Regions from separate parts of the Mus musculus genome. Here regions 2, 3 and 4 are each linked to region 1. The links are chromatin loops, found by intact Hi-C in ENCODE. Cell type or tissue: heart. All regions are shown on one strand. Region 1 has its middle 100 kb from the start of Prkg1. Region 2 overlaps Prkg1 (protein kinase, cGMP-dependent, type I). Region 3 has its middle 100 kb from the start of A1cf. Region 4 overlaps Prkg1 (protein kinase, cGMP-dependent, type I).

Region 1 (2,500 bases):
AGGGAGAAACAAAGATGAATACAGTTGCAGTTCCCAAACTGAACTGGGAGGGTGAGCCCCCAGTTTAGCAGCTACAGTAGCCACTTAGGGACTATGATATTTGGATGCTCAATATATACTATTCAACTGGAGTAGATTAAATAAAAATCCAGACTTTAAACTGTTCGCAATCAACGCACAGCTTTTCAATTTTCTATAAACACTTGCCTTACTGTGATATGCTGATCCAACCTCCACCCCAACCATGTTAGTCCACAATTTCCACTTAAAGTTAAATGCTACAAAACCTCACAATCACTATCGCCCTGTAGGGCATTCCTCTTAGAGAAAGTCTCAGCCTCAGAACTTCACAGTGAGAACAGATAACACACACATGCATCTCCTGACCACGTCCATAGTCATGCATAGCAGAAAAGGACATGGTGGGAAAAAAAAGATGGATTTCTTTAGGTTATTTTCTAAAGACAGTTTAATATATATGAAACCTCTCTCACACACATTCACACGCTCTCTCTCTCTCTCTCTCTCTCTCTCTCTCTCTCTCTGTCTCTCTCTCCCTCCCTCCCCCCCCCCCCCCCCCCCGCAGGATCCAGTTACAAGCACTGCGTCATCCTTGAGAGATCACATGGTAATTGTTGCTATTTCAAGGATCAAGTGTCATGAAGCACCCTATCCCACTCCCTTCTTTTGGTACCATATAGCATAGAAGAGTATGATGGAGTGAACACAGGCTCCCTGGTCCAACCCTCTGTGGAAACCAGGCTCTTTCGGTGGGGTGGCGCGCTCGCGTACTCTCACCAAGCGACTGGGAAAGGGGGACGAGGGAGGGGGGGTCTCAGGGGAGGAAGGGCGGCTCTAATTGGTTTCTCAATGAAAGATAATCACCTATTCCCCAGAGACGCTAGGGATTAGCACTCTGCCTCTCCTCTCCTTCCTTTTAGACGCCTCATCCTCCCCTCTGAGCTTCCAGCCCATTCAGCAGGAGCGATCGCAGGAGCGGGGCTGCACTCCCTGCTCCGGGCTCAGCGCCCCAGTCTCAGGCTCACTGCGCTCCTCTGCCGCCGTCCCAGCCGCCGTCTCGGCAGGAAAAGTTTCTAGAAGGGGGATCGGGCTTAACCATAAAAATGAGCGAACTGGAGGAAGACTTTGCGAAGATTCTCATGCTCAAGGAGGAGAGGATCAAAGAGCTGGAGAAGCGGCTGTCAGAGAAGGAGGAAGAAATCCAGGAGCTGAAGAGGAAACTCCACAAATGCCAGTCGGTGCTGCCGGTGCCCTCCACCCACATCGGCCCGCGGACCACCCGGGCGCAGGGCATCTCCGCGGAGCCGCAGACCTACAGGTCCTTCCACGACCTGCGCCAGGCGTTCCGGAAGTTCACTAAATCCGAGAGGTAGGCTCAGGGCGGCGCGGGGCAGGGGTCACTCTCTCCGGGAGCTTCTGGGGGCAGCAATCAGGATCGGGGGGCTGTGGCTCCTGGACAGAGCAGGGCGCCCCCTGCTCGCGGAGGCGGTCCGGGAAGGGGAAGTGTTTATTTTTGTTTCTGTGCATCACGTGCTGTAGTTGTCTCTGGCGGGCTGGGAAAGGCGAGCACTTCGCAGAGACGCACCCCTGTGGCGTGGGGGGTGGGGAGAAGGACCGCGGAAAGTTTGCTACCCCGCACTCGACGGCGCGGGCTGCTGTCTCTCGGGGCGCCCACGCTGGGGCAGAACTCTGACCGTCCGCGGGCCTGGACAGCTTCGCAGAGGCGACCCTGGGACTCAGGCCTCGGGGTGACCTGAAGCCAGCTGGGGTCGAGTTCAGTTTAGGGACAGAGTTGGTCTGGAGAGTAAGCTTTGCCAAGAGGGCTCTAGCCCTCGTTGGGGCGGACCGGGGCCTGCGATCCATCGCGTAGATCCAGCCTCCAGCCAAGGGCTGGAAGGGGAGGGTTATCCACAGGGTCACTTTCAGGGGAGCTGTGATGTCACCAAGAGAATGCCACAAAACCCCACCTCTGGGCGCTCATATGCTCTGCTTTTGTTCCTTCTAGAAGTGGCACTTCTAATTACCCAGAAGTTGGTGATGTTTGGGTCACCTTGCGCATGAAGCAGGTTAGGGGCAACTGCTTAGACCAGTGCGGGGGAGGGGGGCAAAGCGAAGTTGGGGTAGGGAGAGAAGGCCAGGGTTTTCTTTAGGCGCCACCTCGCCCCCTACTTTCTTCCTCCCAGGCATTTTAAGAGCCAAATCCTTTCACATCAAAGTTGTGCAGCTTCTTCGGGGTGTTCAGAGGAGACTGGATGGGTTTTGGCCACAGTAGGAAGATTTTGCACTCCACTCGCCGCCGCCTTCGCGGAGGAGGCTGATCGATCGGTTGCAGCGTTAAAGCCCTGTGGACATTAGGGGGAGGAAGTGCAGACTCCAAAGCCCATTACTGGCTTTTAGTCTCTGGAAATGCAGGGCCGAAAGTGCATTTCTCAGGATATTGAATATTCCATTAAGCTTGCCTTCATGCCCGCCTCCCTCT
Region 2 (2,500 bases), 340 kb after region 1:
AAAAAGGAAAGAAAAAAAGAAGCAGAAGAAACACAGGTAGATGAAAGAGCAGTAATAACGACTAGACAGCTGTCCTATGAACAACACGGTTTCTAAGCATTTTCTGGAGGGTGATGCTCAAAGAACATTTTCCTGAGATCTGTATCATCAACATTAATAGAATTGGATTATTAAGGTTAAAAAAATTAATTTACTTAGAAGATTATTTGAAAGCTAAGGTCAAGTATTATTTCTTGAAAGCATATTAGACACGGTAGCATTAGTTTGAATGTTGAGCAACATTTGACAGATTTTTCTTAAAAATGACTTTCTTCTTATTTTTTAAAACTCCTAGGGCACTGGGGAGATGGTTCGGTTGGTAAAGTGTTTGCCATGCCAATGTGAAGACTAAATTTGGCTCCCCAGAGCCTATATGAAAACAAACAGAACTAGCTAGGTGTGGCAGTGCTGCCTGCAACCCTAGTTCTGGGGAGGCCGAGGTGGGAGGATCTCTGGAGCTCCCTGGCCAGCTAGTCTGGCTGAACTGGAAAACTCCATGTTCCATGAGGAAGGCTTTCTCAAAAACAAGATGGAGTGCAACAGAGGAAGACGGTCAACATTGTCTTCTGGTACACACACATGCTTAAGCACTCACATGTGTATACACATATGTATACACACATGCATAAACACACACATGTATATGCATATGCATAAGCACACACACATGTGCACACACACACTCAGTAAAACTCATGCACACTGCCATAAACTTTTCTTTATATCATTCCCAATAAATGGGTATTACTGTTATTTTATATGTTAATTTTATCTATTCATTAAGAAGATACTATATACTAGGAATGGATAGAAGTACTTTACATATTATCTTATTTAATGTACATAAACTCTAGTCAGTAGATATTAGTGTTATGGATATATCTATCTCTATCTATCTATCTATCTATCTATCTATCTATCTATCTATCTCAATCAAAACAGTTGTTCAGTGAAGATAATGTCTAACCATAAAACTAACCCTTTATTATGAAAGAATTACTCAACAAAGTGAGACTAAAACATAAAAGTTTAGAAGGCTCCTTGAAAGTATTCTATTACCAAAAAAATTTTTTTAAATCAGATAAACTGATTTTATTTCAGGATTTACCTCTAATAATTGCCAGCTAGGCCTAGGGAGATGGCTCAGCATGTCAAGGCTCTATCTCTGAAAGCCTATTGACTTGAGTTCCGTTCATGGAATTCATATAAAGGGAAAGAAAAGAACCAATTCAAAAAGCTGTCCTGTGTGAGCCATTGTGCATGTATGCATATTCCTATCATACACTCACAGACACACAATAATAATACATACGATTTAAGGAATAATCACTGGGTAGTTAATTTAAAACTAATGGTTCAACTCATTAGGTATGCATTTTCTCATCTGCAAAGTGGTAATAATAATAATTGGAAAAAGTAACTAAAGAATGAGAGAGATGCCATATATGGTGCAGTTAAGGAGGTACTACCGGCATGGAAACCTTAACACGAGTAGTTTACTATTGAAACAATAACTATTTCTGCATTCATTTGTTTACTTATTTATGTTCTAGAGAGGAAAGTCATATAGGACCTAAATGCATGTTGGGTCAGCATTCTACCACTAATCCATGCTTCCAACCTAATCATTACTATGAACATTGCTTTTCTTCAATGCACCGGGGATCCAAAATGTTTGATCCCCGATATTTAGACATTGTTTTCCTTCAGCTTTAAGGAGTAAAGAAATGAGTGACAATCATCGAGATTGAAGTTAATAGGTTACTCAGTACCTTCAGCAGCTGCAGGCTCCTTCTGATGGCGTCTGTTGGGAGCTGCCTACTTTGGCACTTGTATTGTCAGTGTGTATGTCAGCCCTGGAGCTGTGGAATGACATGGGACCTGAGCAGTTGAGCGGGTTTACGATAAGTTTCTATTCAGTGATGCAGATTCTTATATGTAATGTGGTGGTGTGTAAATTTTCAATTTAGTTTACCATTCATACTTTAAATTAGTTGGGAAAACTGGCAAAAGTTTGAATGCAGTTGACTGTTGACCCCATTTCAGTTTTCGAATCAGCTTTAATCTTTTTCAAGCGGCAGCTCTTCAACTAATGGAGTTACTAGTCTATCAACAGGGTCTGGGCCTACGGTCTGACATCCCTGTGACTCCACAAATGTCTCCAGACACATTTCTGAAGATTATGAAAAATGACAGTAAATAGGTTTCTGGGACATGACTTCATCAATCATGAAGAAGATTCTCTTTATTAATATCCTGCAATTATCAAATTAATGGGAAGGAAATATCCAAGTAATTTCTCCAGAGACACTTCAAGATGAATGTTAAGTTCCAGGTTTTTTTTTCCTTAAAAACATAACATAGCTTTGTTGATATATGCGTAAGAAGAGAGTATCTGGGGGTAAAAATAAATTGCCTTCAAAACCAGATCACTTTCTGTCATATATATAAGCTTCTATCT
Region 3 (2,500 bases), 200 kb before region 1:
CCTCTTTCTCCTCCCCCTCTCCCTCTCCCACTATTCTTTCCCTTTCCCTTCTCTCTACTCCCTCCTTCCCCAGGGACTCACGATGTAGGTCAGGTTGGCCTTGAGTTCACTATGTAGCTTAGCTAGCCTCAAACTCATTATCTTTCTGTCTTAGCCTCCTGAATACTCTTGAATTCTCGTGTTAGATTACATGTGTTTACCACCACATGTATAAGAGAAGATTATTTTCTTGTTTGAGTTTTCTCCTTTGTTTGGGGAATAGAAGTGAAGAACTGAAATCTCCGCAAGTCCCTTCTTGAATGTGACTCTGCTCTGATATTGAGCAGAAAGAGACTGTGTGTTTTCTTAGGGAAAATTAAGTGGTGTACATTGAAAATAGTTTTCAGGGTCCAGAATTGTGTCTAAACCCAAAAATAATGGCAGACCTGACCAGACAGGAGAAGGCTTTTGACTGGCCTATTGATTATGTTCAAGGATTTAGATATGGCAAACCCAAGCCAGGCTTCAAGACAAGCTATTTAATTATACTGAGATATCCTCTCTCATTATCTTCCATTTTCAACCATCCTAAATTACATTAAGTATTTTTTTCTATCTAATTAGACATAGGACTTTAAGAATAATGTAATCTTCCTTAATGACCACAGGGTTATCACTGTGGCCACCAATTATTACCCCAGGATATATAGGGAGAAACCTTTGGAATTTAAAAGCTTTCAGATGTCTTGTCTCCTAGATAATTGGGAGTACACACACACACACACACACACACACACACACACACTTTAAACAGTGTTGTTTTGTTGTTCTTTTGTTGCCAGTTCTTGAAGCAATGTGCCCATTTCTACTTTCCCAGTTCCAAGAATGAAGGCCTAGTAGTAACTACACACTGTCTCTAGATTAAGGCAAAGGATGCTTGTGACCACAGTTGAAGTCTGAGAGGTCTTGCCTGGAATTGAAGAGTAGTTTTAGGGGCACTTCTGACCATGGGCTCCAGCCTTATGTAGTTCTTTACATTTTGGCATTATTTAACCTTCTTAGAACTCATTTCTACATTGGTGAAACAGAAACTTGGAACAGGGGCATTAAAGTCCCAGAGTGCGACAGGTTGCATGATGTCAGTAGTCAGACTTTGTTGAAAAAAATTTTAATTTGCAGGAGCAGGCTTCTACATCGCTTCCTGTTTTCTTGTATTAGTGTGTGTGATGCTATTGGTTTGCAGCACTGTGACTTGTAGATAAAACTAATAAGGAAAGTTCCTCTTGCCCTGCCTGCTATCTAGGAGCTAGACCATTGGCTGCTTTTCTCCAGTTGATTGAAATCTTATCAGCACCATTAAAAGACAAAAGACCTCAGAACTCCCCCACTATTTAAAAGCATCTAAGTGTCATTAACTAAACAGGCCACTGGATGTCACACTTGATCTAAGTTCTATAGATAAATTCTGCTGTACACATGGTGTCAGTTTGACAGTTACAGGCCTTTGGGTTTTGAGCCATCTGCGATCTTCCAGGCCTGAGTTAGAAAAGTCCCAGGCTGTCGGGAGGTTTTTATTTTGCACCTGTCTTATTTCCCGTTGTCTCAATTAAACTTGAGTGGGTTTAGATGAAATATATATTCTTCAGCCTGCTCAAGAGTTGACCCAGTTGGGTCCTACACTCGATTCCTGCTGGGATGCTCTTTCATTTGTGTGACCCACCCTAAGGCTCCAGTGTGGGAACCCTTGATTGCGTTTTACAAAGAAGGAGCCTGACTACCTGGCATCTTTCACACTTTGACAAGACTGGAAATGAGGCTGGGGGTAGAACTCAGGCCACTTGACCTTTCAGGCAGTCCATGTCGTGGAGTAATGCATTATGGAGAAACAGTGAGATTATGCCCTGTTAAGAACTTTCTAGCAGGAACTAAAGAAATGGCTCAGTGTTTAAGAGACTGTATGGCTCTTCCAGAGAGACCTGAGTTGGTTTCCAGCACCCATATCAGGCAGCTCACAATCACCTAGAACTACAGGTGCCAGCATACAGAGGCCAACATTTTGGGCTTCTATGGACACCAGCCATGACTTGTGCATAGCTCCTCTCACACAATTAAAATGGATTAAATCTTAAAAATTAAATTTCTAAGATTTAGAAATGCAATGAAGAAAGCAAAGCTGCCTGTGTGTGCTTTGGTGAGAAAGAAGTGTCTAGACAAGGAAACACAGATGCTATGACAAAGAAAGAGAAGGAGCATCAGAAAGTCACAGGAGAGACATAACAGTGGAGAGTGGGTGTAAACAGACAGCAAATGGTGCAGAGAAGAAACATAAGGTAAACACAGCTCAAGTCATGGGACTCCATGGGAAATGGGGCGGTCATCCAAAAGTAATATTTTGACTTATCCTATTGGTTTTCTTGTATCCTTTTATTATTTCATTTTGTTCCTCTTCTTCCATTTACCTAAGTTTGGTTATGAGTTTTATGACTATTGGGAAACCCTTTTCATTTTTCTTTCCTTTCTT
Region 4 (2,500 bases), 1.1 Mb after region 1:
GAGTTAGACGAGATGGAGAACATGCATACATGTCTGCACCCCTTCCTCAGAGCTTAGACAAAAATTAAATGAGACTATTGTCTACATTCTTATAGTGGCCAATGCACAGGAATTACAATCGTATTTAATAATAGAAGCCATCTTTATTTCTATATAAATAAGAGCTGAAGCTAGACACTTCAGAGTTCTTAAACAGTCACATGAAACCAAAGCATCTAAGTTTTAGTATGGAAGCTAGATTGCACAGTCCCTTAATGGCCTAAGAGTTCCAACACCATGCAAATACCTTTAGCCCCTCAGTTTACCTCGCCTTGTGTTTTGGAAAATTAGTAACAGAGATAATAGGAAGATAGAATGAACAAGGTGACAAATGACGAGGACTTTCACATGAGAGTTATATATCCCTTTAATATATATTGTAAGAGTATGTGCAACCATATGTATTATTTTATGTTAGATAGGCTATACATTTTTAGTTTTGAAAAAATGCTACTTTCAAGATGTACACCATTCTAAAAACAAGATGTGTTTGTGGTTGACTCTCCCGGTGCATCCTATGCTAAGTGAGGGATACAGGCACTGAGACAGTTAAAGCAGTAAGAGAACACCCAAGTTCTCCTCTGTGTGTCTCTCCTCCATTCACTTTAGAATGTTCTCTGTCCATCATAGGAAAAGAGCTGGATACATGTCACCGTAGATTCACGAGTTTCAGAAGAGAATGATTGCCTTATGCAAGTTTGAAGTTTTAGGTATTTTGACAGAAAAACCTTAAAATACAAAACATAAATGAGAGAACAAATATATTAAATTAATTTCCATAGAAGGTACAAGTAGGAGGATAACATTGCCATTGAGTCTTATTCATAATATCATCAACAAAAACACATGGGCAACAGGGTAGGCGCTGAATATTTAGAGATCTCAAGGTGCAAATTTAATGTCGGAATGGACATCTTCAGGGTGAAGAAAAGCCTATCAGGCGCAGCGCTGCGACAAACCTGGTGCTTTTGTTCCCTCTAGTGGCAGCTTTTGGAAAAGTGACTCACCGTCGTCGACCCATGAGATGTAGCAGGCCAAGACAACATCATAGGAAATTAAGCAGCATTGCCCTCAGGGTCCCCAAGATTATGTTCTCTTCTCTTACCCAGTATAACTTTAGGAAGTAAAGGACAGTTGACTTTGTAAATCCTCTAGACAGTTTCCAAAGATACAAGATTTGGAGTGTAGACAGTTTTGCTGATCATTATGGAATGGGATTTCTCTACGGCAGAATTACCAGGTGTAGAAAGTAAAGCTTGAATTTTCGTTTAACTCAGATAAATTATTCCTGGATAGATGGCATCAAGTCTTAGCTTCATTCAACAGACTCCTGTGTCTGGTGTTAAAGATAATACATACAATCTTTTGACCCCCACCCCTCTTCTTCCGTAGTTTTCCCTGAGCTTAGATGAAAGGGTTTTGTTGCAGATATTTTGGTCATGGTGGGACACGCCAAGGTCACGTCTCTGTATATTTTGACCAATGTGTATCTCTATAAAAGTCTCCACCGGTTGCAAGGAGAACCTTTTGTGCTGCAGAATAAGAGCTACACTTCTCGGTGACTATAAGAATGACATCTGCTGCGAGCGTTCTCTAGACACGACAGGGAAACTGCACCAGTGAAATCTCACCAATGTGGAGCCTGGGCAAGATCTTCATAACAGCAGTCTAAGCTAACATGTGCATGGGGGTAGTCCCACCCCTAGATGAAGGGCTAAAGGTAGTTGATGGCAGGTGGGAGAGGAAGACTCCATTTTCTCTAGGGATGTGCTCCCAGATAGACGGTTAAATTCCAAGATACTTGTGCAAATATAGTTGGCAGGCCGTGTGTATATGCATGCATGTACCAAAACCAAATAAGAGGTGGTCATTAGTTGGGGAAGGAGTAAGGGACACAGGGGGAGTTAGGAGGGGAACTAAAACAAGAAGAGCCACGTAGATTATGTATGGAGTTCTCAAAACAATGGAATTTTGAAAACCCACACCATAGCTGCCAGAAACCCAGAGACATGATTTCACCTAGGTTTTTGCATGCTGCTACAAGCCAGTTGCTCAGACAGAACATTAAGATCTAGAGCTGCATAGGATTTCCAAGTGAGAAAAGTACCTGTCTACTGAAGCTCAAGTCACCCATTTTCTTGGCAGTACCTTTCAAAATAAGATCGATTCACCTGGAATTAGATATGGCTATCAGAGCCAGTTCCGCAAAGTGCCTCGGTTAGATGGTTTAATTCCCAGCTGTCTGGAATTTAACATAGTCTGGGTGCTATGTCTTCTGTGGCCCTTAGAAGAAAGTGAACGCTTAGTGTTTATGTGATCGTAAGTTGTTGTTTTTTTTTTTCAGGTCACACTGTAGTCATGTTTCAAGAATCAAATAGACTGAAATATTCCTAAAACGTTCAAACATTCTGTCTAAACAGAAACTCTACACACCCACTTACATGCCTCTAAAATCATTTCT

Evidence for each region. Peaks named below come from ENCODE experiments on the same cell type or tissue, not always from the same donor. Only the 100,000 strongest peaks of a DNase experiment are listed, where the experiment ranks them.
Region 2: it touches region 1 in a loop (5-fold over the local background); 2 of 42 quality-filtered maps call a loop at or near these places.
Region 3: a loop joins it to region 1, with 4 times the contacts of the local background. A loop is called at or near these places in 17 of 42 quality-filtered maps.
Region 4: a loop joins it to region 1, with 5 times the contacts of the local background. A loop is called at or near these places in 14 of 42 quality-filtered maps.

What each region holds. Positions count from the first base shown.
Region 1 is chr19:31,763,447-31,765,946 of GRCm38, reverse strand. It overlaps a transcript of Prkg1 not described here. Among named protein-coding and RNA genes, the nearest start is that of Prkg1, 100 kb to the right of the region's middle. In heart, a CTCF peak has its summit at 1,508; DNase peaks (open chromatin) are centred at 876, 1,556 and 2,356; H3K4me3 peaks cover 2,500 bases; H3K27ac peaks cover 2,372 bases.
Region 2 is chr19:31,420,983-31,423,482 of GRCm38, reverse strand. All of the region lies in intron 2 of Prkg1 (protein kinase, cGMP-dependent, type I), which reads left to right. Among named protein-coding and RNA genes, the nearest start is that of 8430431K14Rik, 210 kb to the right of the region's middle. In heart, no CTCF peak of the experiment used is centred here; no DNase peak of the experiment used is centred here.
Region 3 is chr19:31,967,072-31,969,571 of GRCm38, reverse strand. No RefSeq gene overlaps it. Among named protein-coding and RNA genes, the nearest start is that of A1cf, 100 kb to the right of the region's middle. In heart, a CTCF peak has its summit at 1,413; no DNase peak of the experiment used is centred here.
Region 4 is chr19:30,662,969-30,665,468 of GRCm38, reverse strand. All of the region lies in intron 9 of Prkg1 (protein kinase, cGMP-dependent, type I), which reads left to right. Among named protein-coding and RNA genes, the nearest start is that of Dkk1, 110 kb to the right of the region's middle. In heart, a CTCF peak has its summit at 1,019 (motif pointing left); no DNase peak of the experiment used is centred here.